Linked DNA regions of Homo sapiens: region 1 is linked to region 2. A link is a loop called in an ENCODE intact Hi-C map of the cell type or tissue named here. Cell type or tissue: PC-3. All regions are shown on one strand. Each heading gives the region's core, and the rest is flanking DNA. Links, peaks and the distances in the headings are about the cores only. Region 1 overlaps RBMS3 (RNA binding motif single stranded interacting protein 3). Region 2 overlaps RBMS3 (RNA binding motif single stranded interacting protein 3).

Evidence for each region. A loop is a pair of places that touch in the nucleus more often than their neighbours do. Peaks named below come from ENCODE experiments on the same cell type or tissue, not always from the same donor. Only the 100,000 strongest peaks of a DNase experiment are listed, where the experiment ranks them.
Region 1: it touches region 2 in a loop (4-fold over the local background); 1 of 110 quality-filtered maps calls a loop at or near these places.

What each region holds. Positions count from the first base shown.
Region 1 is chr3:29,903,877-29,919,446 of GRCh38, forward strand. All of the region lies in intron 10 of RBMS3 (RNA binding motif single stranded interacting protein 3), which reads left to right. Among named protein-coding and RNA genes, the nearest start is that of RBMS3-AS1, 22 kb to the right of the region's middle. In PC-3, for the core only: a CTCF peak has its summit at 9,177; DNase peaks (open chromatin) are centred at 9,105 and 11,465; H3K4me3 peaks cover 1,376 bases; H3K27ac peaks cover 4,122 bases.
Region 2 is chr3:30,000,175-30,015,744 of GRCh38, forward strand. RBMS3 (RNA binding motif single stranded interacting protein 3) reads left to right here. Exons shown (of 15, transcript NM_001003793.3): 15 at 3,682-10,212. The coding sequence ends at 3,688. Among named protein-coding and RNA genes, the nearest start is that of RBMS3-AS1, 74 kb to the left of the region's middle. In PC-3, for the core only: no CTCF peak of the experiment used is centred there; a DNase peak (open chromatin) is centred at 6,177; H3K27ac peaks cover 1,107 bases.

The sequences.
Region 1 (15,570 bases), core at 4,951-12,950, 94 kb before region 2:
TTATAATCGTTATGATTAATGAACCCTGAGTTTTCAGCTAAAGAGAAAATATAAACTTCTTCTTTACAACCAGGCTGTTTAAGAAGCCCCAGAATACTTAATTTGGTCATTCTTTGCCCTTAAACATGTAAGGCCTAAGGCCTAGTTTTAGAGTTGTGTCCTTCAATTTTGTAGGTGTGTGTTTTGAGAAGGCATTATCACCAAATTTGCCCTAATTACTGTAGAAAATAGTCCTGGCTTTGCTACCGTTAAATATAACTTCAAAATTTTACGGTAATTTTTCAAATATAATCTCAGCAACTTTAGTAAAATAACTTTAAACAATGAAATGCAAGGCTTATAATTCAAAAGAAGTGTATAGAGTATAAAAGATTTTCCACCTAGGATCCCTTCATTCATCATTTCTATTCTCCGGAAATACACATTGTAAACAAAATCAGATATTTCTATCCAGTCAATTTTATATGCATATGAAATTATATATTTGCATGTGTGTAAATGTGTATTTTTAATATAGAAACAATATTACTCTACAAATGTTGTATTATGATTTGCTTTATTTTTCCTCAATAATAAAATGTTCTGGATGTCAATAAATATGAGCCATATATAGATCTATATCAATTTTGCTAACAGCTCCATTGTCACTACTGTATAAATGCACCAAAAGGTGTACTTTCTTGAAAACTCAAGACAGTAATATTACACCCTAGTGAGAAAACGTCTGTCAGATAAGTTGCTGACACAAAAGATATTTACATTTTAAAATTTGATATACATTATTTTCAAATTGCCTTTTAGATAGCAGTTTTTCTTTCTCCATAACCTCAATTAAAAGCAGGTAATCTCAAGTTTTAAATATTTTGTTAATGTGGTAAATGTCTCACTCATATTTTATTTTCATTTCTGAATCCTATGAGTTGAGTTGATTTTCACGTGTTTATTGACTAATTTTGTTTTCTTTATCTCTGAACTTCAAGTTGGTTTGCTTTGCTTAGTTTTCTTTTGAGGTACTGATCTTTTCTTATTTATAAAAGATCTTATTACAGTTAGTAAGTTTATAGTGTCATAGATAATTTAAATATTATCTCAGTTGACTTTAAATTTTAATTGTATATTTGTCATGCAGATTTTTGGTATTTATGTATTCAAATGTATCAGTCTTTCTTTTAGAACAAGGGTCAGCAAACTTTTTCCGTAAAAAGCCAAACAGTAAATATTTTCTGTTTTGTGAGCTATATGGTCTGTGTCACACCTACTCAATTCTATGGTTTATTGTGAAAGCATCCATAGACAATACATAATGAATGGGTGTGCCTTGAGTTCCAATAAAACTATATTTACAGAAATAGGTATGGCCACATTTGACTCACAGCCTATATTTTGACAACCCCAGCTTTAGAGCATCTGTATTCCATGCAAAATACCTTAATCACTATAGATTTAAAATGCCATATGTTTTCTTACTATGCTTATAGTAAATTTTGTTTAAAAATGTTGTTACCTTTGAAGTTTATTTTATAGCATGAGATGAGATTAAGATTCAAAATTTCATTTTTTTGATTTTTTTTCCCCCAAACATGGAACCAATTGCCATAACAAATTTTACCAAAGAAACCCTCTATATTTCGTCCTCTGGCATAAATTTTATGCCAATATTTATCACATAATAAAATCTTTTTATCTTTGTATCTGTTTTCCAAATGCTCTTCTGTCCTGCTTCTCTATTTCCTTTGAGCATTGCTCTATTTTGACTACTATAACTGACAATACCTTAATCAGAGGTGTCCAATATTTTGGCTTCCCTGGGCCACATTGGAAGAAAAATTGTCTTAGGCCACACATAACATACACTAAAACTAATGATAGCTGATGAGCTAAAATAAATAAATAAGTCTTATAATATTTTAAGAAAGATCGTGAATTTGTGTGGGGTCACATTCAAAGCCGTTGTGGGCTGCATGCAGCCAGTGGGCCACATGTTGGGGAAACTTGCCTTATAAACTGATAGGAAATGTCCACAATATTTTTTTCATTGTTTCTCAAAAATTTTTCTAGCTATTTTACATTTTCAGATGAACTTTAATGCATTTTATGAAGTTAAAAATGTACTAAAATTTCAAATTATATATTGACTTATGGGAAATTTAAGAATATGACATATTTACAACATTGAATTTTTCTATACAAGAAAAAGAACTTTTCGTCTACCCAAGAATTCTTTTATGTATTTTGGATCACTTAATAGAGTATCAGGTTTCCGCCATATGTATTCTATACATTGCTTAATGTTTTCCTGGCATCTTAGTATTTTTGTTATTATATGTTTTAGTTTTTTGCTGTGGCTATAACAAAGTAGCACAGACTGTGTAATTTATAAAGAAAATAAGTCTATATAGCTCACAATTCTGGAGGATGGAAAGTCCAAGAGCTTGATACAGGCAGCTGGTGAGGGCCATCTTGTTATGTCATAACATGGCAGAAGACATCACCTGGCAAGAAGGCAAAAACAAGAGAGCCAGAGAGAGCTTCCTTTTCTAACAAAGCTATTCCCACAAATCTAATTCCATGGCAACATTAATCCATTCATGAGGACACAGCTGACATTAATCCATTCATGAGGACACAACACTTATTTCTAATGTGTAAGTTTTGTAACACATGAAATAAATATTCTTCGGCATTGCAATTATAAAAATTTTATTATATTTTCTCATTGATCACTTTGGTGTATAAAAATGTATATACTAATTTTATTCATTTAATTTTAAAAATCTATTAATTGTTCAAAAGTATTGCTGAAATTTAGAATATATACATAAGTTAAAATATGCATATAAAATACCCATTTCCTCTTACCCAAAGATTAGTACAGTTAATATCTAATGTTACATGTTTCCAGATGTTTTTCTGTATTTATATCAATATCTACCAACTTATCTACATCTACAAACATGCATGCATACAATATACCCATTATATATATCATATGTATGTGTATATACCATTTACCAAAATGATATCAGTCAAATGACATCACACAATATGTGCTATTTTCAGTGAATATTTTCCATTTTTCCCAGTTGAGAAATTTTTTATCATCTCTCATCAAATTTTCCCAATTGAGCAAAAATGTTATTTACACTGGTTTACCCAATCCAGGAAGCAATCAGTGACCACATATTATATTTGGTTATTGGGTCATTTAAGGCTCTTTTAATCTGGCAGTCTTTTTTCCCTTCCTGTTCATGGTTAGCTGTCCTGCCATGTATCCCACTCTTGCAAAATGTTTGGTTGATTCTTCATGATGCTGTTTAGCCTTTTCTTCTATCTCATATATGAAACAATTTTTGTAACCAGCTATCTTTCTGAATTCCCTCATTGTTTTCAATCGAATATTTAATTCATTCTCAGCTTTTCCAGGTCATCAAAAATAATATAATTTTCCACCTGATTTTAAATCTTTATATTTCATAATTCATTTTCTGGCCAAATGGCTTTGGAATGTATCCTTTGACTTATTTCTTATCATAATGGATATGCCACTATGAATTATTTTTTAATTTAGGTGTAGATGTTGAACTTAATCAAAGTTTTTTTGAAACTATTGATATTATTTTCCTTTTGCCAATTTTATTGTATTAATATATTTGTAATTAATTGTATCATAATTTTTAATATTTTCCTAAGGTAGAATCATTCTGCCATCAACTCCATTTGGTTATGATATATCCCTGTTAAAAATATACTTCCGGATTATACTTGTGAATAGTTTATTATCTTGGCATCAGTTTTTATTAATAAAATTAGTAAGCTATTTTTGTCAGGTTTGAATATTCAATTAACAAAGGCTTTATAAAGTTAATTTGGAATAATTCCTTTTTCTCTAATTGCAGAAACAATTTTAAATAGCATTAAAAAAATCTCTTTTTGGAGATTATAAAATCTTCATACCCAAGACTATCTTAGTTTTGGGGAAGAGATGCATTTATTTTACCAAATCCAGTTTAAAAAATAATCTATTACTCCAGTCAGACATGTTCTCAGGAGGCTAAAACTTTATAATCTATTTAAGAATTTGTTAAGGTTGGCCCGGTGTGGTGACTCAAGCCTGTAACCCCAGCACTTGGAGAGGCCAAGGCAGGCAGATTGCTTGAACTCGGGAGTTTGAGACCAGCCTGGGGCAACATGGCAAAACCTTGTCCCTACAAAAAATACAAAAAAATTAGCCAGGCATGGTGGTGCATGCCTATAGTCCCAGCTACTTGGGAAGCTGAGGTGGGAGGATTGTTTGAGGATAGAAGCTCAAGGCTACAGTAAGCCAAGATCACACCACTGTACTCCAGCCTGAGCAACAAAACAAGACCTTGTCTCAAAAAAAAAAACAAACAAACAGAATTTGTTAATACCATGTATGATCATGATCATGAAGAACTCTGACTGTTGCATAGTTGATAGTCATGTTGCTGAATGATCAAATCAATTGGATTGTGAAATGCCACGGTCTTAACAAAATTAGCATTATCTTTTGCTCCATGACTAGTTGTTGATAATTAGATCATAGGCCATATAGTTCTTAAGTTAAATGTAGTACAAAGTAAAAATAATCAGTTGCCAACTGCCTAATAAGGAATTTTTAGGTATGAGCAAGTTGTAAATCAATAATTTGTAATTTTTAAGAATGTATAGAGTTTTTAATGCCCTTGATTGTCATAAAACTTGAGGAATATTTTCCTCACATGCTCGCTTGATTCAGTCTTTCTTTCCCTTAGCCCTTAGCTATACCAATCATTGACTCCTCGTCTTATAACATTGAGAAACTTGGGTTCAATGAAAAAAATCAACAAATAATAAAAACAAATATTCTTGAGCATCAAATATGTGCATGATATTTTTCTAGATATTATTGGAAATGGAGGAGAGAAAATAAGAAATAATTTGTCCTCAAGACTTGAAATATAATTGTAGAAAAACATTATATGCTCAGGATAATTTAATTGAAAAGGTACAGTTGAAAATTTGTCAAAATTTTAGTAATTATATAACCTAAAAAATAAAGAAGCCTCTGTGAACAGTTAAGGACAGAGAAGAACAATGACATAAAGATGACCTTAAAGGATGGGTGATGTTTGTGGGGCTAAAATGAAAAAAGAGAACATTTTAAGTGAAAATAATACACAAAAAGTATGGGAGGAGAGTCTCAAGTTATTTCAAAGGGGACTACGGGGGGAGCAAATAGCCTGCCTTAAGTGAAATGTTTATATTAGAGAACGAGGGAAATATTTGGTTGGAAAGTTAAATTGCTACGTATTGAAGTACAACTTTCACGCAGTCAAATCTGGCAGACTTTCCTACACATTTTTTATTAGCTTGACAATCCCAGTACTATTGTTCAGAATTTAAGTTTACTTTGAAAAATGTAAAACAGAAAGAGTAAGTTATGTCACTGATGTGTGCGTAAAAGTAATAATATGCAGTGGAGTAATGTATGAATCAATTATAAATAGAAAAAAATAAATTCTGCTACATTATGAAATGCCATTGTGCAAAGTCTTTGTATATAAAGTCATTTTATATTCCTAAATAATTTTGGAGGTAATGTTTATCTTCCAAGTAGAGTTCCTGAAGGCTTCCTGCTGTCTGAGATCCCTGCCTCCTAAGCACAGGAGTGTCTAGGGGCAGTGGTGAGTCTAGAATCTTTTGAAATACAAAAAATATGCTTTAATACATTTTTTAAATTCTCAGATAATGGTGGTTGGAAGCTGCCAAGTGCTAGGCACCAACACATCTCCAGAGTACATAGGGATGCATCTATTAATAGATGGCCACTGTTTCTATACCCAGTAACGTAAAAATTGTCCCAACTGAAGTATTCTAGCTCTGTTACTGTGGGAGTATGCGGGGCATGTGTGTGGTATGTGTGCATGTGGCCTACCTTTCTGCATGTGGTTTTCTGTTATTTTACTAACAACCTTTAAAATGAAAGACTAGCTCAAGACATAATGTATCACTTTTTAGAACAGCAGGCACAGCATTCTGGACATGACACAATTGACAGCTGCTAAGAAGAAAAATTTCAATCATACATGATCTCCAGTGTGTCCTTGGATAGTATTTAGAATTTCTTCATTACTTCATCATTAGTAAAGCAGAGTATCACAGCTTTGCCAGTTCCTTCATAAAGATGTAGATGATGTTACTTCCTTAATAGCTATTTAACATATTAAATATAATTCAAATAGAAATAATGTTAAATATCCAATCTATTAAATTCTTATTTCCTAAAGAAAGAAAATATGCAGCTAAAATAAAGTCCTTGTCAGACTTTCTAGAAAACAGCAAGTTACCAGGGCGACAATCATATAGAGGTAGGGTAGATCATTTACTTTATAAATGTTACCAGGGTAACAGAAACTACTCGTGGAAATCACTGAAGGATTTAGGATGAGAGTACAGATAGACCATGGAACTATTTGTTCTTTCATAGCACATTGGAACAAAATGTCCAAACATATTTAAAACTTTTAACACTTATGTGAAGTATTTGGGTATTCATTAAATAGATGATCAGAAACGGGTTCACATATTGAGAGTATTCTCAAATGTGAAGAGTACATCTCAAATGTAAATCAAAAGATATTATTTTTGATTTCTTACTGCTCAGTATGTCATTGGGATACTTTATTTTACTCTGAATTTTGACTTTGCTAGATTAGTTCTAGAGAACCTAGTTATTTCTACCTAGGTGCTATGTCTGCAATTTAGGATCATGGTTAATGGTGTTGATTAGCATGAGGCTTGAGTTTTATAGGTCAACCAATTAGGGTGTAGGAGGGAGGGAAGTGGTTAATGGAGAGAAAGGGAAAAACTATACATATACATATATATGTATACGTATATGTATATAATTTTCATGTGTGTGTTTGTGTATGGCGTGTACGGATTAATCAGGTTTGCTTAAAGAATTATGGAGTTTAGAGTTAGATTTTTCAAAATGATAACACAAATACAAGTAAAATGCCTTTAAACTTTTCTACTGCCTAAGAAGAAGCTTACCAAAGATAGGAATTAAACGTACATTTTTCTCCCTGTTTTAGAACAATTGGTTTCCCTCCCAATAAGACTCTGTCAGAAAACAAATAATTCTAATATGTTCATCTATGGTTAACAGTTAAGGTATGTGCAAAGTCTATAAGCAGTAAAGAGGAGGAAGTTACTCACTGTGGAGGGAGTAGAGGAATAAGAACAAGGCTTCACAGAGGAGGTAACTCCTGAACTTGGTTTTGAAAACTAAAAGGAGTTTTTTAGACCAACAAGTGTTGGGTGTCAGGCAGGAAGGGTGCTCTGAGCAAAGTGATCAGTAGATTGTAGGCAGGGTTTTGGTCCTATTCACCATGTGCTGCAGCTGGTGAACATCTAAGAGAAAGCAAGGTATTTTTACAGGCTACCAGGTGCCTCTAACACTGGGGCATATGCATGACATTTGTGTGCCCTTCAACAGTTCTGCCACAGAAGGTATCACTTAATCATGATTAGGGCTGTTGTCCTATATTCCATTAAACATGGCATCTTCTCCTAGAGTTCCGTTTGCATTTCTAGGCAAAGCCTCCTCACCAATATCCGATGTGCCCTTTCACAAGTTCTCCACTCAGAGTTGAGTGTAATATGCAGAGAATGTTATTGATATTACTTGGGTATCATAAAGTAATCATTATAGCCTCTGCACAAGGCTAATTAGTCCTAATTATCTGAATACCCCAGGTGAAAGTGAGATTTCTACTCCCCTCAGAACCCCAAGAATGCGTAGTGTCTCATCATTTGACTGTCAACAAATGCTTCGTTGCTAAGTTATTCAAACAATAAAGTAAGATGATAGAGATTCTAAGAAAAAATACCAGAACTTATATGTCTACATGAGTTTCTTTTTTCTATGTGATGAAATTACTTTGGGAGGCCTTTTCCATTGATGCCATCTTAGACTAGGACATTTTAAAAATTTATTCTTTGGGAATAATTTTCAGAGATAATTTATTAATCATACAAGTAAAACAAGTTCATCAGGTTATATTCACATGATAGAAAAATGGAGAAACACATACATAATAGCTAGATAGATAGATAGATAGATAAATAGATGATAGAATGGGTGGATAGATGATGAATGAATGGATGGAGGGAAGGATGGATGCAGGGATGCGGATGGATGAATGGATGGATGGGTGGTCAGACAGACAGAATATAGGTAATAGATATCCTGGGACATGACACTAGTTCTTCTTTCCCAACTACAGTATAATTTTATTATTTGAGAGTTTATTCCATATAGTTCGCAATATTTCTCCCGTTCTATTTTGTTCTAAATAAATATTTGATAATAAGTTACACTTTATAGACTATTTCTGCATTGGCAAATATTAAGACACAAGCTTCCAGGTGCCGTTAGACAAGGATACTGACAAAGGTTTCTGAGAAAATTAAAGACGTGCATCTTCTCTGAAATCAAACCCAACTTATTAGGGAAAATGATGCTAATATTAAATTTGTCTTTGTAAGTTTGATCATTAAATATTGTCATTGTCAGTAAGGAGGTGTGTTAAAAACAATTTAGGAAAATTTCTCTTATGTTCATAATGTAGTATTCTAATTCCTTTTCAGTTGCAGATTTGTTTATATCAGCTGAAACAACTGTGTTATTCAGCGTAGTGTCTTAATTGGCAGTTACATCTGTAGAGAGAAACATTTTCTTGTGGACATTTCTTTTATTAACTCTCAATAAAAGCCAAGCACATGTTAACTTTCAATTTTCTGAAGAAATGTATAGGGCAACTACATTAATATTCTTCAGGTATGTAAGTTTCTTATAACCTATCTTGATATAAGAATGACTCAGTAAATCCAATTGGCTGACATGTGGCTTATTTGGTGTTTATTTAGTCTGAGCCAGGATGTTATTAAATTTATACCATCTGATTTATAGTTTCACCTAGGTACAGGCTATTTTACCTCTCATGGAAAAGATGGCAAGATTGTTCAGTTTGTGCCAGAATTTTCCTTAATAAATGTCTTCAAAGCTCTCACAGGAGCCCAAGCATGTACACAGTTGGGATCTAGTAGTTCTGTGCTGTTGAGTGCTTGAGAGGCAAATTTCATCTAAAATATTGAGGGCAGGCATAAGACCTCTTGGCTATCATCACTAGGTGGCTCATAAAGTACTCATGATTTTAACAGTACTAGACTCTGATGCACTTGCCAAGATGAATCAGGTGTAAAATGTACTCCGTGGCAGCAAACGGAACTGATAGAATAGAACTATTTGATGTGGACCATGAGAATTTAAAAGTATCTGCATAAATTGATGATTTGGCATCAGATAAAGCTGATATCAAACCATTCTATCTTACAATAATTACTCAATATGTTCAGCAGACTCTGAAATCTGCACTTGAGAAATGACAGAAAAACTATATCATCAGCAGAGAAAACATCTTCTTGCTGACCTAGGAAGGCATACAAATAGTTCAGTTGGCGTCACACTGTTTATGCATAATATTTTACAAATTAGGGTGGTACTTGTTCCCTTTTATATCACTTAACATAAGTATAATTTCATTGCACATAACTGAGGAGAAATAGTAGAAACAAGCTGAGAAAACTGAAAGCAAATTCCAAGAAAGAGGATTAGTCCTCATCTATGTTAAAAAGAACATTGTGCTCTTGGCTTTATTTTCTTATTTAGCATAGAGAAAATCAAGCTAATTATCAACTTGGGTTCTGAATAATAACCTTAAAACTTCTATTGAGAAGAGAAACCTTTTATCAAAGAGTTATTCTTAAACGGTTCTTAATCAATACACATTAGAACCATTTCTGCATAACAATGTTGTATATTAAAAATCAATTCTTACTTTCCGATAAAGGCTTTTATCTTGTCTTGTATCTCTAAGTATTTTCAATCAATACTGAAAAAATCATTATGCTTCCAAGTTTGTGTTACATGATACATGTCTAAATACTCAGATTCTGATATCACACTCCAAAATAATCTAACTTTCTGAGATGCATATATGAAATTTATTTCAAGGAAGTGTTTATATTATACATGGCATGAACTGATGAATGATTGATGGATACTACATACACATTACTGTCCATATATGCTGAAAGCTGACCTCCATTATAGATATTATTTAACCAAAAGACTGACATATACATATAATACAAATGTGTGTTTATATGAGGTTATTCAGAGTTACATTTAAAGACTGAACACTGTTGAGATTTGTGGTATTAATTAGTAAGGAAGAGAATATGGTGGATGCATGGGTCAAAACTGACTCAGGAAATTTCAGCCTAGGTGGCTAGGTAGAAAGTGGGGTCCTTAAACTGAATTAGGATGTGTAAGAGAAGGCATAAGTTGAGGATCAGGGATATATAGTTCCTTTTGGGCATGTTGACTTTTCAAGGCCAGATAAAGATTTTCAATATGTACCTCCAAATACAGGTTTGCCACCCAAGAAGGGTAGTAATAAACTTATGAGTCATTTATTCCTGCTGGAGAGAATAGATGAGATTTCTAGCAATTCGCTCACTTTTCATAGTAATTACCATGCTTGATCTATGCAATAGCTAGTGTTGTGCATACGCTGAGGTTACCTTAAATTTACTAGTCTTATATGTACTAAATTAAATGCTTGCATATGCCCCTTACAAGCAAGATTGTTTAGCAACCCAATTATGCTTTTTCTTATACCTATACTGTTATGGCTAATTATGTATTGTATTACATATGTCTTTTTGAATTAATCAAATGTATATGCACTTGATGTTTCCTCTTAGGGAACTGACCACAGTGATAAGTTAGGAAAATAGAGATACTTCAAATTAGAAGAAATCTTAGGAGCCCCCAATGAAGTCTAGCAGTTGATGTAAAGGTTTCAGAAATTGTCCTGTGTATCCATGAAAAGCTGTTTCATTTCCATTTTGCAAACATTTCAGGAAACTTTTTTTTATTAAATTGTATTTCTTCCATAGCCACTAGCCCAGCTAGTGGAAGAACAACAAAATTGGAAAAGCACAGCAACAAGCCTCTGCCTAGTAAAAACCAAGAAAGCAATAAACCTTTGCCAAGCCTATAAGAAAAATTTAAAAGTCCACCGTTTATTTATCTTGTTGTTTAGATATATCTGTCTCATTGTTAAGTCATTGTGAATGCAGGGATTTATAAACCCTACACTATTATCACTGGAGGGTTCCCACTGCTTTTAGAATAGAGTGTTCCTAAAAAAAAAAAAATCCATTTCTTTTACTTTATTGACAAGAATAGATTATTTCAGGCTTTGCTGGATAATCCCATCTTTGGCCTTTGGGGCTTTAAACCGTGTTTTTCTCTAACGTTCTGGTTGATGCTGGTAATGAGAACCAGTTTTACTGATCATAGAAGTATGAGCTCAGAGTGACTCACTAATTCCAATGTGTTTCCAATGGCCAACTTGAAAAAGCTACATAGGGGGATGTGAGAGCTAAATTACTGAAGACCATCATGTTTTCCTGTGGGGTTTTTCCATGCCCTGAATATGTTATACATGCTTTTTGTTGGTGTTTTCTTCTCTGTTCTATTTGACATTTTAAAGAGCAGAAGTTTAAAGTAAGTTTCTTAAGAATCCGTAACAGTATGCCCGTATCTCCAGACAAATGTTTACAAATTGGATTGTGGCTCAAAGATTTAACTTTCCTTCATGTCTTTTTCTAAATACAAAGTTCAAACCGAAATTGTCAAGAGTGAGGATTCATTGACAGACAATCAGCAGGAGGTCCTTTTAGTGGAATATTACCTGTGATACAAAAGGATTAAACATTTCAAATATAAACCTTTAATCTGTGCTATCTAATTACTGACATCTGAACCAGTATCAAGGAATTTGTCACTTTTTCACTTTTGTAATTCTAACAAAGAAAAGAAGCAAGAAACGTAATTCTGCATCTGGAAAAAACTTCTAATGCAAAAGCATGTAGCTTTAGTCTTTTCTCTTGAGATGGACTAGGATATGTTCCCTGTATTTCTGATTTGTAAAGATTCAGCAAGGCAGCTCTGTTACTGCAATCACCCTTGCTTATGAAGTTATGTAGACAGTCCCATGTAAATCAGAATGGTCCAACCATTTGATCCTGTCCATTTCTATTACACATGGTCAGGCATATGATGAGAAATGTTCTGGCTAACACAATTTCATCTTATAACTGTCCTAGAAAATGAAATAAATTGTTACAGCATTGGTTTCCTAGCAGAGCCAAAATTATGCAAGGAGGAAAGCCCTTCTACTTTTCCTCATATCCCTGTACTCTCTCTGATAAATCTTTCTCTCTTTCCCCCTCTCCATTTACTTTTGGTGCTATACAGATTCAATTTATTAGACAATTACTAAATTACCTCATATTATTGCTTAAAGTGTATCTTCTCTTCTTTAATTTGTTAAGTTTAATAATCTCCAGTGAATATCCATTAAAGAGCATATGCTTTTTCCCCCATTTTGAATTGTTAAAAGTCATTAGAACTAGGATTTTGAGCCAATCTGAAATCAGCTAGATATTCCTTGTATTGCTTTTTTTAGAAAACTTACTTATTGACTGTTCAGGGGAAGGACATATTTGTCCTAAAGCAGGCTGTTAATTATCATGAAAACTTACCTATTGGCTGTTCAGGGGAAGCACATATTTGTCCTAAAGCAGGCTCTTAATTATCACATCAGTCTAGCCAATATTGTGATGGAATACTGAAAGTAAAGGAGAACCAAAAATATGTGGGTTGTATTTCCAGAAAAATATATGTTATAAGAGAATACGAAACATGTGGATTGTATTTCCAGAAAAAAATGTATGTGTATTTGAAAATTAAAGATTCCTTAGGGGAAGAAAAACTTGTTTTAAATTTTATTAATCTCAAGGTATTTAAAAATCCTCTGAAAGAATTTTAAAGGCTGCAAATTATAATTATCATGTAATTAATTAATTCCTGAAATGTTTTTAGCAGAATCAAGAACATTTCTGTTGCCTGGACCTTGGAAGAATGACAGCAATGAAAAAGTTCATATTATTTGCCAGTGTTTTTCCCTTAACACTGAAAATGTTAAATTGCTCTATAGTTAGTGACTTATTGGAAAAACGAAACCAGAGTCATTCATTCCTCTATTCATTCAACATACATTTTTTGGGTGTCTGCTATGTGCCAGGCACTGCCATTCTATATTCAGTTAGAATACAAAACCAAACCAAAAAAAGATCCTCTCTTCATGGAATGTATCTTCCAGCAGGGGAAAAATAATTTAAAAACTAAAAATGCTATGGCAAATGATGTTAAATATTTGGAGCCAGATTTTGGTAAAAATAGCAAGCAGGTGTAATTTGTCTTTTAGAACCCCAGCCATTATTTTCAACATCTTTTCTTCCCACTTGGCGATGTCCTTCCTTCAAGACGCTTAGATGTTCCAAAAGGTCATTCTTTCTCTCTTTTGCTTTTTCATTTAAACAACATTTAAAGAGAACCCACTATGTACCAGATATGTGCTGCACCATATTCAGAGATTTAATGCAGTATAAATTATGTATAGTCCCTGTCTTTATGAAACTTCCAGTGTATTGGGGAAGAGAGAAATCAAATCAGTATTTTAAGGAATAAGAAATTAAACTGGCCATACATTCTATTAAAGAAAGATTCATGGGACTCTAATCTCATGCATGTGTGTGTGTGTGCATGCATTTGGTGGGATTCTCTTAGAGAGGGTCATGGGAGGCAGAAAACAACCGTCAACTCCCACTAAACTAATAGTGGATGCTTCTCCCAAAACCTCTCCTGAAAAATTTGATCTGGTTATTAGCATCTTGGGGTAAATGAAGTTATCAGTAGACTTAAGTGTGTGCAATATTTTTCCTATTACTTTGTAACAAAACGTTTGTGAACCTTCTAGAAAATTCCAGGCATCAGCAAGAAGTTCATTGGTCTTTTAGGTTTGGAGTCTTCTATGCTTTGGAATAATGTCCTCCTTATTCAGATTACAGAGAAGTCCTTCACTCTGCATTTTCATGAGGCAATTATATAATATTGTATATACTATCACAAAAGATTAACCTGAATATAACAGGATAATGTATTTATGGATGAAGGAAGTGAAGCTCAGAGAGGTTAATTGTCATCACTAATATCACACAAGTTGGTGGCAGAGCTGGGACAGGTATGTTTCAATTCAGTTAACACCAACTCTATTTCATTATATCTGGCTTGATTTTTTTCATTAAATTTTGATATGTCAGGTTATATAATTTAACCTAGAGTAAATCAAGTTGGCAGATTAATAAAAAATTATTATTGGATTCTTCTGTATATGAAAGACAAAATATTAGTATGTTATCTATGTCCTTTAATGCCAATCACATTAGCATATGAAGTAAGATATTTTTTAATATTTTAGCAATCCTATCATTATATCTTAAGTGGAAAGGAGTTTTATGATTTAGCTAAAAGCTTTGATTTTGACAGACTTGTTCATCCAAATACTATCATAATTTAATTCTTTGTGTCCTAAGGTTAGTTAAAACCTTTGATCTGACAGGCACATGCATCCAAATGTACCGTAATTTAATTCTTTTTGTCTCAAAGTTATGTTATGTTGGGTGATATGTCTGAGGTAAATATGCCTTATTTTTAATGTTCATAATCACTGAATAAGACCCACCTTAATGTTATAAATATTGTAGCGCTATTTCAGGTTATCAGATTAATGATACTGTTTGCACTTTATAAAAAGTAGATTAGATAACTATGAGAAAATTCTATGTAAGTATCTAAAACTATATGCTAACATTCTTTTCAATTTCTACACGTAAGATAGTTTATTGTTGCAGCATATAATTAATTTTGAGCATTATACAACATTTTTATTTAATTTTTTAAGATGAGACTTTTTTTCAAAACCCTACATATTAAGTCTAAAAGATCAAAGAACTCTGAATCAAACCCAAATTGAATAGTTTCTTCTAAAGTAATAATATTTTGTCATTTTCCTTATATTAGATATTATCTACTTGTAAAACTAAAAAGTTATAAAAACAAGCAAAAAGCTTTATCTTTTTTCTTTTTATATATGCTTGAATTATTTTTAAAATGAGAAAACAATTTTTAATAAAGGTGGAACATTTCCTACTCTTTTAAAGAGTTTTTCCTGATTAAATTTTAAAACTACTTAGGAAATTTTGCTTATAATCCTGCATTTATGTAATGGCATTGAGAATAATTTGCCAAACACAGACCTTATAATACTACAGAAACAAATCCAGAGAGCTTTACTGACCAGCTACTGACTCACTAAATGAAAGAAAAAGACCATTCCCATTGAAAAATAATATCAATATTGAATTATCCATCCATGGCATGGGGGAATACAGCATCTCTTCCAGGAAGTCAGAGATGGACAGGTAAAATGAAGAGCCAGAAAAAGAATTTCTCATAAAAGAAAGTAGAGAAATTAAGCTTTCCTGGAGGAGAAATGCAGCTGTTCGAGCTGTGGAATTTCAATGCAT
Region 2 (15,570 bases), core at 2,620-10,619:
AAAGAACTTGAACAAATTTACAAGAAAAAAACAACCCCATCAAAAAGTAAACAAAGGATATGAACAGACACTTCTCAAAAGAAGACATTTATGCAGCCAACAAACATGAAAAAAAGCTCATCACCACTGATTATCAGAGAAATGCAAATCAAAACCACAATGAGATACCATTTCATGCCAGTTAGAATGGCAATCATTAAAAAGTCAGGAAACAACAGATGCTGGAGAGGATATGGAGAAATAGGAATACTTTTACACTGTTGGTGGGAGTGTAAATTAGTTCAACCATTGTGGAAGACAGTGTGGTGATTCCTCAAGGATCTAGAACCAGAAATACCATTTGACCCAGCAATCCCATTACTGGGTATATACCCAAAGGATTATAAATCATTCTACTATAAAGACACATGCCCACGAATGTTTACTGTGGCACTGTTCACAATAGCAAAGAGTTGGAACCAACCCAAATGCCCATTAATGATAGACTTGATAAAGAAAATGTGGCATATATACACCATGGAATACCATGCAGTCATAAAAAGGATGAGTTCATGTCCTTTGTAGGGACATGGATGAAACTGGAAACCATCATTCTCAGCAAACTAACACAAGAACAGAAAACCAAACACTGCATATTCTCACTCATAAGTGGGAGTTGAACAGTGAGAACATGGACATCGGGGGTGGGCGCATCACATACTGGGGCCTGTCAGGGAGTGGGGGACTAAGGAAGGGATAATATTAGGATAAATACCTAATGTAGTTGATGGGTTGATGGGTACAGCAAATCACCATGGCATGTGTGTATACCTATGTAACAAACCTGCACGTTCTGCATATGTATCCCAGAACTTAAAGTATAATAAAAAAAAGAAAAGAAAAATTAAATTATTAAAGAAGTCTAACAGTTTCATCTACAATTTGTAATTTAGATACCTATGTAATTCTTTCAAGGACAATTTTTTTAAATATTCATGGCTTTCTTTATGGGTTCCCTAACCACTTCTTTAAGTTTACCTGTGAGTAATCCAGTAGAGGGAATATACTGTGACATTTTTCCACACTCTGGATCACAGAATCCCACTTTTTACATAGCATTACATGAAGCTAGTCTGTCAGGAATTATTCTGGAAAATATTGCTTCATTTGGCTATCTCTGAGACTTCCTCCTCCTCTAAAATAGATTTCTAAGATTATCGTTTGTTACGTTCCAATATATTCACTGTGCCTTTTTTTTGAGGGTGGAGGAGTGAGGAGAGGATTCAAAATGACTCTGTATTCTTAAATTCAGTGAAATTCCTACTCTACCATATTTACTCTGACTTTAGAAGGCCCTCATCTCAACCCTGGTATTGCAAGTTCTTTTTATACTTCAAATCTTCTCTGGCTAACTGAACTGCCATGAATACCAAATTTCTATACATTGTCAGTATATCAATGATGAGCAAATTATGTCCTTCACATTTGTGAGTAATACAACATTCTATGTATTATAATATATTGTAATAATACATTGTATGTGCACTGTTTTACCGTTTGCAATTGATTTCCATACTCATTATTTCTTCACATGAATTCCTGTTTTCAAGTTATTTCTTTTTATTTTATTTCTTATTTTATTATTTATTTTATTTATTTATTTTATTTCTAAAATGTCCAACTTAAAATGTTCTTGTTGCCAAAGATCCCAGCCTAAAAAAAATTAAAACCCTTCTGTTTTTAGGAATTTCAGTGCAATCCATAAGTATTATGTAAATGTGCACATTCACATTTATTCTAGGACAGAGGAGATCGGCAGGAGTGAATTCAGTTCTTTGAAATGGCAAGATCCTTTTTACTTCAAACTTCAGCCAGCAAATATGAAGTTGTAAAGTACTACCATCTATTTGCCATCATTTGTTTTCATGTGGCAATGGGACCATTTTAAAGACCAAGCAAATTATGGGAGAGGGCTATTGGAAACATTTGTGTACAGTTATAAAACCTAAAGTAGTTCCAGCCTAGCTCATAAATATATCAATGCTTTTGAGACCAGTGAATATCAAGTACTTGAGCTTGATGGGTCAGGTATTCTATGCACTGTAGTCCACTGAATAAGACATCATTCACTGAGCAGCTGCTAAAGAGATTCATGGTGTTTTAGGCATTTTTGGTTCAGTACACAATAATACCAGAGTAGAAGATGGGAGTGAGAACAAAGAACAGACTCTCCCCCAACACACACACACATACACACACAACTATATAACCAAGAAAAAAAATTGTTCCCTTAGTAATATAGATTTTTAGACATAAATGGAGTAAGTCTATAGTTTGCAAAGCTAGAGACAGTTAAAATATAAACCATGGTTCCCATGACTACCACTAATAAAATTTTTTCTTATTGTTGCTACTGTATGAAAATTGTAATTGCTTTACTTCTTAGAAGATATCTCACTTTCTCATATAACACAGTAATATATTTTTAGGGACTTAACCTATTGATAAAAATTGAATATTCGATCTCTCAACTAGTTGCTTTCCTCACATGATTTTAGGAAGAAATTAATCAGGTTCCTAATTGCCGTAGCTGGCTCACATGATGGCTTTTTGCAAATCAGGAAACTATGTCCTTTCCAGGCCATCTCAAGCTAAACAATACACAGTTTAAAACACTGTGAATTGGGGTTACAGCTTTCCTGCAGGGTACATACCTTGGGGAGCAGACGATGGGCTGAAATTTAGCCCCCACTCCCTCAATCATACATCTTATATAGTAAACAATCTGTAAAACTATACATAGTAACACTGAGTCAAATTTACTAAATTAAGCAACTGTGCATCAGAAGAACTTGCATAACTTTTTGCTGGCATCCAATACCCTGAGCAAAGAGGCCTTCAGCTAAATGTAACTTACAGAGATAATATAGAGGTCCTTCTTTCTATAGCACCACTCTGAAGTTATTTTACAAACTTCTAATCTGTGGGCAAAAAAGCTAAGAGTAAAGTCATCCTGCTGGAAGGTTAACCTTGCAACATAGAAGGGGCAGTAGCAGAAGTCTTTATTTGACATGAGCTAAGCAAAGTGGCATATAGTAAAATGATATTTTTCTAGTTAAACACCTATTGTGTATATACCACTCTGCCTAAAGGGTAAAGGGTAGAAGTAAAATATAGTTCCTGCTCTCACAAATTTATAATCTTGACAGGGGGAATGAACAAGAAAGTAGAGAAGGGGAAGAGGAAAAGAGAATAAAACTGCATTGGCCTCTTAACTGTCTCACTTATTTCCTCAGGCAATAAGCCTTATGTAAATGTACGTGATGAATACCATGAGATAACATACAACCCAGTTATTTTGGGTGCATAGTAAAGAATCTCATATTTGTTGCTGGAATTAGTGATGATTCCTATAGTAGTTTTGAAGGAACAGAATTACTCAAAGGATCTGTAAGGAGCTATAACATAAGCTATTACCCTTGATTTTTAATGTAAACAAACTCTCTGGCCCAAATCTGTATTTAAATGAAAGTGGCAGAATTTGACAATCTCATAGACTCAGTATGATTTTATGATGCTTTTGTGACTATGTTACATTGAAAGCTTGGTATCTTTTAAAGCTGCCTCATTGGAAAAGGGCACAGAAGGTGATTTCAAAGTTACTTTAATTTAATGACCACTCTTATTCAATTGTTTTCACAGACCATAAACAGGACTGAAGAATGTCTGTCTGAATCTTTGCCTTGAATGAAGAAACTTCATTGAACAAGAAGTTGGCTTCCAGTTTGCACAGACGTCAATGGAATGCATTTTTTTGTTGTTGTTGTTGTTTTTTTTTTAGTGTTATACCTTACCCAATGAAAGCAAAGTTTTTATGTGCTGTGCAAATGGTCTTCATGTGGTCTGACAATTTATTTTTGCCATCATTTTTTTAATTAAAGAAAAAATTTCCAGAAGAGGAAAAAAAAACTACAAAAAACAAAACATTGAAGGTTGATATTTTATGTGGAAGAACATTTGAATTGAATTCAGAATTTTTCTGAAGGTGTAGATACTTTTTTTTTTTTTTTAACAGAAAACCTGATGTCAAGAGGTGGGCAATAGAAATGGAAACAAATTGTCTTCCTCAATAATTAAGCTACTTTCTCTTTTTCCCTTCTTGTTTTAATCTAGTGGGTTTTTTATTTTATTTTTTCTTAGAAATATGTAGGTAAGGTTTATCTTGAATCTTAATTGCCTTAATTTTAAGGACGTCAAAGGCTCTCGAGGCAAGCTGTCAACGTCTTGTTGAAAACAAAAATCAAGAAAGAATTGAAATACTGTGCCGGCTTTCACTGGCACAGAAGTTTAAGACTATGAGTTTTTAGGGTGAAGAAAAAACTGTACAGTTTAAATGAAAATGTTTTTCTTCATTTGAAGAAAATTTGTTGATAAACCATGGCAACTGCAAGAATTGGAAAAATGCTGGGACTTTTCATGAACTTTGTCTTAAGTGTTGACATGAATCATTCTAAAAGGCTAAAACATTTTACAGTAAAGTTATTAAGGTTGGTTTAAAAACAACTGCATTAGAAATAATGCGTGTTTGGGGGGCAGAATGCAGATTTTTTTAATTTACAAAGCGTGATCGCTAGCAAAAGCATTAGTGCTTTTTATCTGCAGTCTTTTTTATGAGCTTTACAAAGTTTTTAGTCAGCTTTGCTTGTCACATTGCAAAACCTAGCTTAAGAGCATTAAAAAAAAAAACTTAAGTAGATAGGAGCTTATGGTCAAAAAGTGCAAAAAAAAAAACAAAAAAAAAGCAATAGATAGAGAAATTGTTGACAATTTCTGTAGTCTTTCCTAGTTGTGATCAAATTCAGCCTATGGATGGCCTATTTTATACCAAAGATGAAGTGACACCCTATTACAGTCCAGAAGATAGAGGTTGTTTTCGTTTCTTTTCTTTTTAAAAAAAAAAAAATTTATTTGACCGACATGGCCGGACCAGTTCTTTCTTTGTTGTTTGTTTAAACTACCTTCCACTGGTGTTTTACATAGTGCAAAAAAAAAAAGAGGGTGGGGGGAGTTGTCTCTCTTTTCTTTAAATGTGTATTCATTGATAGCAGAAGCTTGTACCTGCTGTGTTTAGCAGTTTCAGCATGAAGAGTTCTGGATATGAACTGATTCATAGAGCCAAGTGGCTTTAAATTCTGTGAGCTTTTCTGGTTTCTCACTAGCTGTCTTGAATAGTGAAACCTGTATTGATGGCCACTAGTAAACCAAGATGCTTATTTAACAGGTGGAATATTCTTTATATGAAATTTCAGCTAAAGACACTTTCTGGACCTGGTCTGAAAGGTCATTTGTCAAAAAAGCTTAGGGATATTCTGTGAAATGGTGAGTGGTCTCCTGGAAAGGTCTCATTGTATTTGAACAATAGTCTTCCCTCTAAATTACAACACCTCTGGGTTTTGTCTTTACACCTCTGTCTTTGTCATCACCTACCATGAATAGTCACCTTGGTTTTGCAAATGGGGAGGGGGTATCATCTTTTTGCCTGTTTTCACTGTATTTTTGTATATTGGTGTTGCCGAAAGAACTTTTTCTTTCAGTTTAATTCTTTGAGGCATGTAGGACCAATAAGATTGAGAATTCTATTGGTGGAATTTAGGGAAGTCCTTAAAATGCTAGTTGACAATCAAGGAACAGTATGATTTATATCAATAAGAACCAAAAGAATTAGGTTTGATCAATCATTTAAGCCAAGGAGGAATACTTGCATTTAGAACAATGCAAAACTTTGTCTAAAATGAATTAAATTGACCCACCTGTAAAATATATCTACATTTTTAATTCATGAGATGATATGTGTTCAACCTTTACAGTTTTACCTGAAATTAAGGACAATGGAATAGAATTTGTTAAGTGAACCATTCACTAGATTGCTTTCTGAATGAATCCTTTGAATCAAATAGGTGAAACTCTTTTCAAAAACTAAGTCAGTCACAGGAGCCTGTCTTAGTCCAAAAGAAGCAGGGAAATGTATTTAAGTGTACTATAAAACAGGGTAGGCTTTTTAAAAACTAAAAAGTTTTAAAGGTAAATCATATTCCCATTAGGTCAACATGAGTAATAAGGTTGACTCATGTGAAATTGTCAATATTCTACTATTTCTGTAAACTCTGGTTCTCTTATTTGCAACCCCATGCACTGGAAGCCCAAATCAGAGAATGACTCCATATATTTATGGTCACATTGGAGACAAAAGTGTATCCAAGAAAATGTAGTGTGCGTTATAGAGAAATTCCAACTGGTCACACTCACCATTATGGTTTTTCATGCTTTAGAGAAAATGCTAGATTTATACTGTCTTTTGTTCCATCCTTCAGCTTCCCATGCATTATAAAGGTGGCACTTAAGTTTTTATCTTTGAAAAGTGGGCCCCAAAGTTTTTTGGGGTACAAAAAGACATGTATGAGAACCATATTTTCTGTTTCTCTTTTTCACTCTCTAAACTCTTTTTGTATAAATAAGGATTATCCTGGGCATAATTCATTTGAATATGAAACCAACATACTTTCTTTCATTTTTGTGAAAAAATAACCAAAAACATGTATTAATGTGATACAAAGAAAGTCTCATTCACACAATCAACAATGAGGCTAAGAGGTAGCTACCATGTGGCTAATGAATGTGCCTAGGTAACTTCCTGTTTCTATTCAAAACTGCTGCTTTATTTGTACATTCAGAAATATTTTTTTCAACTATGAAATTTCAATATCAATTTTTTAAGCCAGTTTCTGCAAAAGGAAATGACCTGTCATTTGATGTGTTCATGTGTGTTTTGTGTTTGGATAGTTTATATCATGCCATTCTATAAAATGTATGTTTTCAAACCAAAAAGAAAAAAAATAGAAGGAAAACAACGGCACATACTCAAATTTGCCCTGCTTTGTCTGTTGTCTTACCTAAGACTTGTTTTGAAGAGCCAAGTCTGGGAGAGAAAAAAAAGCATCAACAGGTAAGCAGCATTACATTGTGTGGTAATAAACCAAAATAAGTTTTCAATATATACAGACAACAGAATTCAAATTTAATCAACAAAATATATTGTAGTGATTTGTTTGTTTGTTTGTTTGAGACGGAGTCTCGCTCTGTCGCCCATCCTAACTAGGACTATAATCTTTTTTTTTTTCTTTAAGTTGAAGTTAATTTTCTGTGCATTCTGGTCCACCAGATTTTCAAGCATTTATTTGGATGTTTCCATTTTTCCTTTTGACTTTAATAGCCAAGACTTAGCTTAAACATCAGGAAACAAACTAAAGCCACAATCCAAATGAGAGAAACACTGTCTCGTCTAAACTCTAGTTTCATGGTCAGTGCAACAGTGAGTTTTCTTTTAATAATGGTATGGTATTGTCAAGGGAGGCAAAGTGTTCATGGTAACTTGGAGCTCCCCAATACATGGCCATGTCTTCTAAAGACAACGTAATGAGCCCAAGTGAACTGAAGGTCATACTGGCAGGTGCTGATGACAGTTTGTCCTTGAATGCTGACATGTCTTGAATATTGCAAATGTCATAATACTCTTTTAAAACAGTCCTCTACCTGACTCTAGTTTTGCGAGGATTAGTTTGTTTCCTTGGTAGATTTCAACATTTCAGAATGTTACCTCCAAATTTCACTTGAATTACTTCCTCCTGTGACCTTAGCAGATCTGTCACATTTGAAAGCATATGACTCACTTCCACCCCCTTCTAATGAAAAACTGCATGGTGTTAAAAGCACTCTCATTAGAAATATAAGGCTGAGAACTGAAGAAGGCTGTTTAAAGCAGGAATTTCACTTTATTTTACTATGCCTAAAAATACATCTTTGGACCCCTTGCAAAGTGCTTTAAAAGTACTTTCAATTTATGCATGACTCCAAAAAAGTAATTTTTTTTTCCCAAAAAAACCTCTTTATTTAAATAATTGGGATATTTGCTAAATACCTATTTTTTTTTACAGTGGCCTAAAACCCCTATTAATGAAAAGTGAAATTTGATTTAATTAGGACTCTTGCAGTCATCTTCACGACTGAGGAGAAGTTTCAATAGGCTGTCTAGACATTATGATGTTAATAGGAGATTAAAATACATTTGGCAATTCATTTTCATTCTTAATTTGAGTGCATGAACCACTGCAGATGAGCTGATAAGCAGAAATTCTCAAGTGGGTTTCACTAATAAATGTTTTTTTATATGATTTGAAATCAAGTAAAGGGACAATGTTTATGTACGTGTATAACAACATTCAGCACATTTGAGGAATCACACACTATAATAAAGCTTAAACCTGTCATAGAACCTTGATCTATATTACTTTGTCTTCAGTAAAAAGTGAAGGATGAGATTTTGTCTTTCATGTTATTGTAGCTGGCATGCTTCAAAATTTTGAGCTTACTGGGACTGACAGCCTCTCACTTCAATCTGAGGGATTGACAGAATTTAAACAGGCTCATTGATTCTGTACACTCTACCCTTCCTGTGGCAAGTGATAATGGGATTTCATTAATGAATCAATTTGTTTTACAAATGACATCCACTGTGGCATTGGAAGACAGTTGGGTCTGACTCAAGTTTAACATTTCTTACCAAACATTCTTAAGTATGAAATTGGTCCTTTAATCCAAATGCTCTTGGTCATGGCTGTCCTTTGCGGATTACATAGCATTCAGGAAAGTACAAAAACTAAACACTAAATCCCCAACTGGCCCCAAAGACCTTTTATGATGTGAGAGACAAGAGTTCACCCCAGATTAATTTCTTTTATCATTGGCTTTATACTCTAACATATAGATACTCTCTATAGCAAAAAAGGGATGAATGGCTTTCAATATTCATTTCTGTTTATTTTTGTGAGGGAAAATAATATATCAAGAAAATTTTCTTCCACTTAGAAAGCTTTAAAGCTGAAGTAGAGGTGCAGTCAAGCTTGGATCTGCAGGAAGAACCACTAGGCCACTGAGTCATACTTGAGCTTTTCTTACTACTGCCCCAATTTCTAAATTGTGCATAAATACAATCACTCTCAATTTTTGAAGGGCTAATTATCTACTTTGTGGGTGTGTTTTGTTTTTTCTTTTCAGCGTGTAGGGCTTGGGCTCTGTTTCCTTTTATTAGCATGTCACCTGAGGGTGGAACAAACAATTGGAAATAAAATTTGATTATTTTATTTCTTATAAAGTATTAATTTCTTAAGGGGGTTTGAAATCATTGGTAAAATTAATATCAGTACATTATATGTCATAAATTTTGATTATCTATAATGTCTTTTCTTATCTACCACAAATAATTGAGAGTTGGCTAAATTCTTGCAGAATATATGGGAAAAAAATCATAGCAAAGAATTCAGCTTCCCTCAAAAGAAAGCTATTTTTGTTTCCTTCACTCCACTAAATTTGAACCAGTAGCACGGATCAACACGACTTCTGCAATGAGAGTATAACGGTAGCTCTTGGTACAGTCATATTCATATTTTTAAATCTTTCTTTGACCAAAACTATTGCATTGTTTTCATTACATTTTGACTGCGTTACTTATTAAGGCCGAATGACTTTGACACCCCCGTGGATTATTTTTATGATCACATCAAATTTAAACAATGTCCAAAGTGTAACTTTAATGTTATATTTTGTTTCAAACCCTCTGGTCTAAGATTATTGAGAAAGATGTTTTTTCCTCCTCCCTCAAATATGTTATCTCTTCATATATAAAAAAATAAGTTATTCCATGCTTTTCAGGAACTGTAAAAATTATTTCAAAAAGATATTTGAAAAAGTTTTCTCTATTCTGGACACAAATGCTTCCATTTATTTCAAAAGAAGAAGAAGAAAAATGGAATCTTAATTTAAAAAAATATATGTAGTAGTATCTGCTATGAGATATTCAGTCTCTATAAAAAAAAAAAGGGACACAGCTTCTTTTAAAACCCTTGTTTCAGTCCATATTCAACTTCATGGAACTTCTGAAACATCATTCAATTTTGAACTTTATTTAAGAGCATTTTTGTACTGCTGTCTCTGACTGTCATGGAAAGTTCTGTAATTCTAAGGTGTTTCTGGTTTTATTTTTAATTTCTTCATCTGTACCACAGTCAAATTAGCAACCATCTCCCCCATCCCTTGGGCTTTCTGTAGATCAGTGGATGTTAGGTTTAAACTTCTGTTTTCTTTGATGAAGCTTTCAATAAAAAATGAAAATAAAATCAATTGAATAGGGCTGTTGTGTTTTTCTGCACTCATCCAGAGACTGGTTGTGGGAGGAGGGCTGATAGGAAGGAGTGGTGCCCACCTTTAATCTGGAACAGTGCTGGAATTTTTTAAATAATCATCTCAGCTAACAAAAAATGACAGAGGAGAGAATATTCAATACATGCCAAGGGGACCTGAGAAAGCCACTGTTTGTGGGAATTTAGAAAGAGAGGACCATTTAGGTCTTCCCAGGGACTCCCACAATCTTCCTCATTCTCAAGTTTAGGGATTTAGAGACCACAGAACTCCTGTCTCCAAACATGCCTAACAGCTACCAACTACTTGATGAATCTTGGATGAAGGCCAGTTATATTTGACACCTATGGTTTGTATCCCTGCAAGGATTAAATCCAGGTCAACCAAAATCAGAAGTGTCCATTCCTCAAGTTACAGAAGACTGTGCTAAGCAAATAAAAAGAAAACCTATTTTTCCAGACCAGAGTAATCCAAGCTAGCTTGGAGCTCATATTTAAGAGCCAGTAATATCCTGTTCTGTAATAGTCATTTGCTGTGTTGTTCAAAAATATTCCATTCTACTGTAGAAGACAGGAAAACAAAGGGATACATGAAATTCCTATGATGTGTTAAACAACAAAGCGACCCTTAAGACAGAAAAGCTAAGTACAGCATGTGAGTGTGAACAAAAATAGAAAGGGAAAGAAAGACCAAGAAAACACTATATGTGATACACTAGATATATATATATATATGAGAAAATTAAGCATTCACTATTCATTAGGTCTTAATTTGCTCACTCTTTGTTGCCTTCCATTCTGGTACCCACAGCAGCTCATCAACCTAATTGGTGAATTTCAGTGGTTTGCCCCTGATTGTCTTGGAGGGAGTAAGAATGCTCCACTGGCTCCCTCTTTCATTGCTCAAAACCCAACTCTGGTATAACACACCATCACTGGAGAAGGATGATGTGGCAGAGGGAAAAGGAGTATATATACCAACATTGCAGAACATTCAGCTAGTGTGCTTCCACCCCTCTCGCACTTTAACCTCAATGAGTCAACCTACCCCATGACTTTCACCTTGTTTCTTTTCTGTGTATTTAAAATTGATTTAATAAGCCCCGTGCTTCTAGCATCTTTATTGGTCTGTGAGTCTTTCTGTTCTATGACTTCTAGTATAATCTGCATAACAGTGTAGTTGGAAGCTACCACTACATCAAGGTGATTTCCCACATGGCATCTTCTTGCTTTAGAATACATGCACCCAGGGGAGGCTGTGGAGAAAGCTCTCCAACCGGTGCCCAGGCTCTAAGAATATGTTGTGTATATACCATTTCCCTTTCTGAACATCAGTTCACATTGTACTGGCAGAAGAGAAAACTAGACGAGAAAACTGGAAGAATGGATTTATTGGATAGTTTAAGAAAGTAAGTGTGGAACAAAGATTTTTTTTTTTGAGACGGAGTCTCGCTCTGTCGCCCAGGCTGGAGTGCAGTGGCGCGATCTTGGCTCACTGCGAGCTCCGCCTCCCGGGATCACGCCATTCTCCTACAGGCGCCTGCCACCACGCCCGGCTAATTTTTTGTATTTTTTAGTAAAGACGGGGTTTCACCGTGTTAGGATGGTCTCGATCTCCTGACCTTGTGATTCACCCGCCTCGGCCTCCCAAAGTGCTGGGATTACAGGCGTGAGCCACTGTGTCCGGCCTGGAACAAAGATCTTGAACTTAGTTTTACCCACTGCCTTTGTTCTGTTTGGGCTGTTGTAACAAAATGTCTTGGATTGGGTAATTTATAAACAACGGAAATTCATTGCTCACAGTTTTGGAAGCTGGAAAGTCCAAGATCAAGGCACCAGTTTTGGGGTCTGGTGAGGGCCTGTTCCTCATAGATTGTGCTTTCTATGTGTCTTTACAAGGCTGAAGGGGCAAACAAGTTCTCACAGGCCTTTTCCATAAGGGCACTAATTCCTTTTATGAGGGCAGAGTCCTCATGAGCTAATCATGTCAAAAAGCCCCCACTTTTTAATACCATCACCTTAGGGGTATTTCAACATATGAATTTTTGGGAGACATAAACATTCAGAACACCACACCCATGTTCTATCAAAGCTTTCTTTTGATAGAAATTCTTTTTTGTTTATTTGTTTAGGATTAAAAAATAATAGTACTGCACCACCACCCAATATGCACAAAAATTTTGCTTCAAATTGCAAGACATTTTGGCATTTCCTAAAATGTACCTAGAGGTTTCTGGTGAAGAACCCTAGGTTACAAGGTATGAACACAGCAGAATGAAGACTAGGAAATGAAGAAACAAACTACATTTATTATGTGACCCTCGTACATAAAATAATCATGATTTTCTGATCTCATATCTATGCATTTTTTTACTGTCTAATAATTTATTTTCTCCAAGAAGAACAGAGTGAATTGTCAATTCTCAATAGTTCTAACAAGGTTTATGTTCCATTATGCCTTTTTTAATTGATGCTGATGAAGATAACATTTAACTGCTGCTTTCCAAAGGCAGTACAATGAAAATATAGCTCAAACTTAATCTCTGAGAATTTGATTATTTCTGGATTTTTTTAAGGAGTGACACTTTCAATAATGATAAAAGTCTCTCTAATATATCAAGAGACTGTATTTTTATTTAAATCTTTAGAAACAAAGGGAGATAGCTTTCTCACCCATGATCTTTAGGACGTTGTTAGGTTACTATTGTGGTAAAATGGTCACCAGGTGGCGCTGCTGTATTAGTCTCTAGTGGATTCCAAACCCAAATCCCAGGTTCTCTATTCCTACACAAAACCAGTAATGTGAGATAAGGCTGTTAAGAGAAAGAATCACTATTAACTGGGCACTCACTCTGTGCCAAGAGCTGCACCAAGTGCCCTCACATACTTGAGTTCATACAACTTTCACAAGAGTGCTCTGAGACAGGGATTGGAAAATTGTCCCCATTTCCCAGATGGGGCTTGGAGAGTTGGGCAACCTACCCATGGACCTATACTTAGGAAGGGCTAGAGAGTGCTTTAAAAATACATTCAAATTCTCAACCCCTGGCTTCAAAAATTTCTTCTGAAATGACTTTGGGAAATGCCAATGGGGAAGGCAGTTGTTTGTGTGTGTGTGTTCTTACTTGTTTGTTTTTAATCAGCATTTTTTTTTAATAGATTGCCTCACTTGGCCTGGGATTTGTGATTTCTGTAGAAGAAGGGCATTGGACACTTATTCTAATCACCTTAGTGACAAAACTCAACACAATTCACATTTTCTGTTCCAGAAATAACTTGCTGTTTCAATCTTTTCTGTATTTGAGTCTGTCTGATTTACTCTAGAAGGAAAGTACTTGTCTACCAAATAGATAGGTTTAACTTTTCATTGACTCATTCATTGAACAGTTTCTAGCAAATGGACCCTCCATAAATAATTTAATGATGCCAAAAGAGAGTAGGCATTCTTGTTTGTAAGGTATTGTATTCTAGTAAGTACCAGTTTGTGACATTTTGGTGTGAAATAAGATCAGAGAGTTTTGTGGGCAATATGTTTAACCCTTGCTGCTGCTTACTCCCTAGTTCAGCCCCTTAACAGAGTGTCTGTTATCTTTTTCCCAAGTGATCTGGGACATTTAATTCTTTTGACAGCAAGGAGAGTGGAATATGCCATTCTAAGTTGGACATAACTTTTCAAAGTTATAGGACTTGGCCATGTTTTCATGGTACAGGCAAAATCCACACACAGGATCAGCTAAGTACAAAAGCCAATGATTTTCCTCCTAATAATGCTGAATCTATTCATATGGCTTGAAGGAATGAATTGTTTGCCCAAAATAACTTTTCTATTACCTGGCATTTCACCATTATAACTTTATTCTTAGAGATAGATAACAAAATATTAGAAAAAATACCAGGCAAGCAGTGAAAAGAGCTTGGATTTTGACTTTAGGTATACCATCTGCAAAATATTTTTTCTTCCTTTCTGAATGTCAGGTTTTTTATGTCTCAAAATACATATCTTTTATTTCTCAGAATGATTATGATAAAACAGGCAATATATATATCATGTGTAAATGCTCTAAAAATTATCATCAATCAAGTGTTATGCATAATTTTAACTGTTTAGTTCTGATGTTTCTCTTTAAAGATGTTTTTATGAGGGTAACTCCTGAGAGTTAAAGACAAGATTAATATCTAAGAAGATGAAAGGAGGCAATGGTAGAACCAAGGTGACACTTAGCTACTTTGCAATGCTGCTCAGATTCTGGAGGACACAAATGCCAGGCTTGAAGCCACCAGCTTCCAGGCCACAAGAACAAGAGAACACAGAAACATAGCTGCTGGTTGAGCTAAATTCACCCACGATTTTGAATGATAATCCTATTTTATCATCCAATCACCAGACACGCTCTACCTTCTTAGGACTTCCTACATATCAGCATATAATCTAAAGGCAGCTACTGATGGAAGGGGGCAAGTGTTAACAATTTGAGAAGACTACTATACATTGTGAACTGAAAACCAGATTGAAGAACTAGGGGCAGAATCTTCTTTAGACCTCGAGTTGATAAAGCATGTTTATCCCAACAAGTAGACGGTATCAAAATAGTCACACCAATAGGTAGGTTGCATCAAACAAATATTTCTAAGACAAACTATTGCTACTAGAAAATGTAACAAGGTCTGGCCTCTAAAACACCTGAAACAAGTCTAATGAGCATAAGACAGTGGCTGTGAGATATATGCATAGCTCTGCCTCTTTGCCTGCTGCCATGATCTCCCGCCCCTCTTGTCTTATGGTTGATTTGTTTCCTGTTTGTTTTGGGTTTTGATTTTTACTTTTTACTAAAATGCAGTAAGATAATAAACAAACAACAATATACCATGAATGATCAACACAACGATGTCCACAAGCTGAATACACAAGAATAACCAAGAAACAGAATATTATTAGCAACCAAAAAGATATCACTTTCCCATGCTCTGTTTCAGTCATTATGCAAACCCTTCTTCCAAAGGTAACTCTATCTTGAACTCTAAAACCCTAGAATGATTTTTGTTGGAATTTTACTGTACATAAATGCAAGCTGGCATGTTTTTATGAGAATATAGGTGTTATACATGAAGAGAAAACTAACATTTTTGCTTGTGTTTGAAACCGCAAGATATCTATTATTCCTCTGAAAACTATACACATGGCTATATTACCCAAATTTTAAAGACCTTCAGTTTCAGAGATCAGACAAATTATTTCTACCATCTCTTCAATGTTTAACATCCCTTATAGCTTAGCAAAAGTCCTAAACTAAATGTCCATGAGAGAGTATTAACCAGCCTATTTTATTTTATTTTATATTTT